Regions from separate parts of the Mus musculus genome. Here region 2 is linked to region 1. Evidence: chromatin loops called from intact Hi-C (ENCODE). Cell type or tissue: gastrocnemius. All regions are shown on one strand. Links, peaks and the distances in the headings refer to the core of each region. The heading gives the core; the rest is flanking DNA.

Region 1 (2,918 bases), core at 132-2,631:
CTTAATCACCTTCCTCTCCTCGGAGACAAGACGCGCTATAAATAGGCAATGATAACAGTACTACTATGTTTAATTGAAATGGAGTTTTTGAAATGTAATTAATTTAGTAACAATAACTTTAAACAAGCATTCAGTGCTCTAGATGGCCCATAAACAGGAAAGAGTGAAGTTCCTGTCACTCTCAAAAAGTAACTTGCTCTCTGGAAAAAAAAAATGTCTTTAAGCAGCTCAGGTTCACCTTTCCTTTTGTAGACTGAGTCAGGCCAGGTTTGAGCCGTTCTCCTCACTATCCTGTAAGTAAAGTATGACCTCTAAGTTCTCTGTCTTAAAGCTCAGAGACTGAAGGACACAGAAGGATCCGGCCTGGGTTACATATCAAGGCAGAAACCAGTAAAGACTGTATCCCACAGGACTGTCATGGCGGCCCACAGATCCTGTCAAAGGTTCCTCTCAGCTCCCAGACTGCCCATCCCTTCACTTAGCCACACCCCTTCACTTAGCCACACCCCTTCACTTAGCCACACCCCTTCACTTAGCCACACCCCTTCACTTAGCCACACCCCTTCACTTAGCCACATCCCTTCGTGCTGTCCCTGCTCTAGAGGATATTGAGTGCACTGTGCACCTAAGTTCCAAGCTGCCTGGACTGTGCTATAGTTAGTTTAGAAAAGCAGAGGGTAAGAGGCTGACATGACCAAAGGCCCAGCAAAAGGATGGTGTTTCTGAGCCTTCATCTGTAAGGTCAGGACGTTGTAAGACACTTCCCGCAGTGCACTAGTTTAATGTGTGAGAATACACATACAATTCCCCAGAGTGATCACCTGAACATAACAGGTTGATCGTTAAATGGACTATTAAGAGAATTGGTACATTTTATATGTACATGAATTTGCTTTCCTGGTACTCTCCATATGGAAAATCACAACAAGAAACACTTCTTGAGCTGGTAGAAATTATATAGCTTGGGTGGGGTTAGCTTTATAATCGCATGGAGTTCCTTTTCAGCATATAAGTTCTGTTTCAATGTTCATATTTCAACATTTTTGTTTCCCTTGTGAATATAATATTGTGCAGAATTAGAGATAGTACAAAATCAAATCTAAAATTCTTTACATTTTTGGAAATTCTGTTTGAAAATAACATTTTTTTTAAAAAGCACTTTTATTTTTAATATTTTGGTTAAAACTGAACTGAAGTTTAAAACTCAGGAATTTAAAATGTATCTAGGAGTTTATAGTGAAATAAATATCTCAGTACACCGATTTTATAACTATTTATTTGGGGACAGTTAGAAGCCCTGGATCTTTTGAGCCCTTCTTTGTTTCTCTTAGGCTGTTCTGTATAGCAGGGTGTGCTCGTGGCCCATGTGCATTCGAATTTAGATCTCCAAGCTGCACTGTTGGGACTCTTGTGGGGTTTGCTGTCTACATCTCCATCCCTGCCCAACTGATTTTCTTTGAGATTTTCTTTGGTTTTTTTCTTTGAGGAATGAATTTTTCTCCAAGTTTCCTCTTTATGTTCTTCCCCTTATCCCAGCTTCCTTCTCTCCACCTTCCTGCCTAGCAAATGTGTATTACTAAGGACTTCTAGTGGCTAACTCTGGAAGTGCTTCTCAGAAAAAAAATTACAAATATAAACAGTTAGTCTATCCACTTTCATAAACTATCACTGCAACTGGCAAGAATCTTGCAAGAATCCTGGCTGGCTTTTAAAATAATTCTGACTGCATGATACTATTCATTCTTATAACACTTTTACTGAATTCAGTTGATTATTTCAGTATAAAGAACCTGTGCTATAATGTGTATTAAAAGCATTTGATGTTACCTTCTGTTTATGAGAGTCAGTTCAGAAACTGTCTTGAAGTTTCATCTGTAAATGAGATTTCTAAATATGCGAATGAATTTAGGTGTACATTAGAGTGATAAGTGATAGAAATAGTTACTGTGGTCAGAGAGGCTTTTTATATTTTGGAATTCCAGCCATATAAAATGGAGTGTTATTGCTGTGCAAGCTGCAATCTAGTGCATAAGAGGTTCGGGACGTGCCGTGGCTTGGATGAAGGTTTTTGTGCCATGAAAGTCTCTTCTAGTCCCTGAAAACCACCCATGGATGATATAAAAGGTTAGAGCAGATTGGAAAGGTAGAGAATTCTTAGCTTTCTGGGCTGGGACCAGGGGCTACTCACAACTCCCAATCCACTGCATATTGACTTATCACTGGACATCATCTCCCGCAAGGTGTGAGAACAACTGAGTGCATTATGGAAGCAGGCTTGTGTGATACCACCACTAAGCTTAGGTTGAATATGACAGAAAATGGATTAAAATTGCACTTCATTAAAGCAAGCAAGAAAAAAAAATCTTTAGAAGTATTCTCCCTCTGTACTGAGTGCTGGGATTGTACTTGATTTGAAAATGCAAATTTGTTCCCAATTGATACGTTTAAGAACATTTTGCAAATAACTTAAAATTTCACACTTCCTTATGTGCAGTTTTGTCTGTAAGTAACACTAGGTGAACCAGAAAACGGTTCCCGGGTGAACTGAGTGTTAAGTCCCTGCCAGTTCCCTGGGTTCCGTGAGTCTGTTTGAACCTCTAGGCATCCATGTGTGTTACTGTGATCTGACTGGTCTGTGAGATTTCAGGTGCCCTTCTTGCAGTACCTCACAGCAGCTCACGGCACAAGCTGTAGCCTTCAGTGCCCACTTCTGCTTCAGGGCTTTTTCAAGGTCTGTTGTGCTGCTGTCATCTGTTGGTATTTAGTTGATTTGTGTGGTTTTAGGTTTTTCAGTGTTGTGCCCTTAACCTCACTTTCCTTATAAAGCCCTGTATTTTTAATTGTGCATTTTTATATAATGTAGTGATATTTCCAGGGCTGCATATGCAGCGTTATTACAGAACTGTTGATATTGCAGT
Region 2 (2,918 bases), core at 133-2,632, 190 kb before region 1:
CTCCAGTTAGAAAAGAACCAACAACCCTGAGAGAGGACCAGAAAACTGTGGCTCTTGTACCCACAGCTAACGCACTAGACCATAAATTATGTCATTTCCACCCATGGCTTATTGGCCAAAACAAGTCATAAAGTTCCAGTAAAAGAACTAAAACATTTCTGGAAACAGAACATCCAAGAGGCTGCTGACACGATAACTTATGTACTTCCTCAAGCATTCATGCAACAGATACTTGAATATATTGCAAGGCATAGCAGCAAACCCTGGGCCTACGAGGATGACCAAGTAGCCAAGGTTCATTGCAAGGCATAGCAGCAAACCCTGGGCCTACGAGGATGACCAAGTAGCCAAGGTTCATTGCAAGGCATAGCAGCAAACCCTGGGCATACGAGGATGACCAAGTAGCCAATGTTCTTAGGGAGCTTTCTGACCATTTGCCAGGACGTTGGAAGAGCAATTAAAGCAAAGGCCGACCGACAAGTTCTCTGATAAGGAGAGAACAAGATGCTCCTCTGTATCAGCCGTGTTTGTGCTCAGTAGAGAGAGCTAGGGCTGTGAGCGTTTGTCCTCATGATGGGGACTGGGACAAGCACTGTGAGGGAGGGTCTGGGACAGGCACAGAGTAGGGAGAGGGTATGGGACAAGCAGGAGGAAGGGTCTGGGACAGGCAATGAGTAGGGAGAGGGTGTGGGACAAACATTCAGTGGGGTGGGTGTGGGACAGGCACTGAGTAGGGGGGTCTGGAACAAGCACTAGGCTGGGGGCTCTCTTCATGCCTCTTGTTCTCCTCACTGCATATATGCTCTATTTCTTAAGACAGCCATAGCAAAATCTGTAGGTAGTTGCCAGGAAGCGGGCATCCTGACTGTGGAGTTATTTGTAGGTCATCGGGGAGTGTATCCATCTTTGTGGACTCACTGGTTCATGCTCCCAGAATTCAGCATAAAACTTGGCACTAGTGTTTCTGATCCAGAGAGCAAGTTGACAGCAGGCTGGAAGCCAGCAGACCTCTGGATTCTATCCTAAAGAGATCACACCAGGGCAGCCAAGAGTCCAGAGCCACCTCCACAGGCCTCTGTGGCACTGAGAGTGGACGCTGCAGGGATCCAGACAGGAAGGTATCACTCAGCTTCCCACTGCTTGCTTCCAGGCCCTCTGTGGGAGCTGCCACTAACCTCTTACCCTCTGACCGGCTCATGCTCAGAGCAGGACATGTGACTGAGTGTCACAGATCAGTTGCTGCCATCTGGCACAAATGTATTAAATTCCCATTCCAGGGATGTGATTATTTTCTTCTCACTAAAATTCATTCGAAATGATACGCTGTGTGGCAGGCCAAGGTTAGGAGCATGCATTGGGAGACAGGCTTCTGTATGTGGACTGTGGAGCTAGGCTTTCTGGGGTTGTTTCCCAGTGCTGCAATTTCCACTCAGGCATCTGGGCCAGTGGCTTGGCCAGCTTTCTCATTGGTGAAGGGGTGATGGTTGTTGTGCCTGATACCACCTCCGAAGTCAGCAGGGTCCCTGCTGTGCTATCATCTGTCATCATTGCCACTTCTGCACCCCTGATGAGGTGTTCAGAGCACACTTCTTTGTGCTAGCTCAAGGGAGAACACAGTCATTCATGCAGATGTATGGCATGACGCTTAAGGCAGGAGTTCAGTGGAATGCCAGACCCTACTTCAGATGTCAGCCTGGTCTTTCCTAAATGTATGGCTTTAGGTGACTTATGAAGCTCCAGGCTTCATCTGCAAGGAGTGAATAGTGGTCCAGGGGTTCGAGTGGAGATTCGGAATGCAAGACACACACACACACACACACACACACACACACACACACACACACACACACACACGGAATTAGAGTGTTTGATATCATTTAGTAGCAACGGCAAATTGGAACTGAGGGCCCAGGAGCCCATGAATCTGGCAGAGTGGCTGTGTTTTGACGGGGCTGGAAAAGTAGGAGCAGAATATTCTGAGGAACTATCTACCATAGAGGATTTCTTTTAGGAGATGCTATGGAACCTACACCCTGAAAAGGGGGCTCACCAATTTACCTCTCTGTCTTGCTTTCTTAATTTAAATAAATAAATAAATAAATAAATAAATAAGGCGCTAACAACCTGCCTCAAAGGGTTCTTGTGTGCAACCTAGCACTGCTAGTATAACTGTTGTTCTTAATTCTCCTGCAATGGCAGAGGTATTTTTTTAAACAACTTTACTGAGTCACAGTTGATGTACAAAGAACTTATATTTCTTATATACAATTTGAGACTGAACATAGGCAGTTATTTATGAAACTATCATTGTGCTCAAAATCGAGATAATAAGTGCATCTAATCCGATTTCTCTCACAGTATTCTTGTGTCTCTGAGTGGTGTTTTGTTGTAGTTGTGTGTTGGGAGTTTGACTCTGGAACCTTATGCACAAACGGAGACCAGCATCCAACTAATAAGCTACAGTCTAGTAGTTTATTTTCTTCATGTGGTAAGAGCACTTCATAGGAGACCTAGCCTACCTGTGATGGTTCGTATATGCTTGGTCCAGGGAGTGGCACTATTAGGAGGTGTGGCCTTGTTGGAGTAGGTGTGGCCTTGTTGGAGTAGGTGTGTCATCGTGGGTGTGGGCTTTAAGACCCTGTCCTAGCTATCTGGAAGCCAGTCTTGTCCTAGTTGCCTTTAGAACAAGAGGTGGATCTCTCAGTTCCTCTAACCCCACATCTGCCTGGACACTTCCATGTTCCTTCCTTGATGATAATCGACTGAACCTCTGAACCTGTAAGCCAACCCCAATTAAATGTTGTCCTTTATAAGAGTTGCCTTGGTCATGATGTCTGTTCATAGCAGTAGAACCCTAGCTAAGACACTAGCCCATTGATAGCTTTGAAGTGCACAAAGCTGTATTGTCAACGACAAAC

Evidence for each region. Hi-C counts contacts between places; a loop is a spot of excess contacts. Peaks named below come from ENCODE experiments on the same cell type or tissue, not always from the same donor. Only the 100,000 strongest peaks of a DNase experiment are listed, where the experiment ranks them.
Region 2: it touches region 1 in a loop (2.3-fold over the local background); 1 of 42 quality-filtered maps calls a loop at or near these places.

Annotation. Positions count from the first base shown.
Region 1 is chr17:50,627,337-50,630,254 of GRCm38, forward strand. The region is part of intron 3 of Plcl2 (phospholipase C-like 2); the gene reads left to right. Among named protein-coding and RNA genes, the nearest start is that of Plcl2, 120 kb to the left of the region's middle. In gastrocnemius, for the core only: a CTCF peak has its summit at 1,601; no DNase peak of the experiment used is centred there.
Region 2 is chr17:50,438,499-50,441,416 of GRCm38, forward strand. No RefSeq gene overlaps it. Among named protein-coding and RNA genes, the nearest start is that of Gm31015, 16 kb to the left of the region's middle. In gastrocnemius, for the core only: no CTCF peak of the experiment used is centred there; DNase peaks (open chromatin) are centred at 1,105 and 1,473; H3K27ac peaks cover 1,404 bases.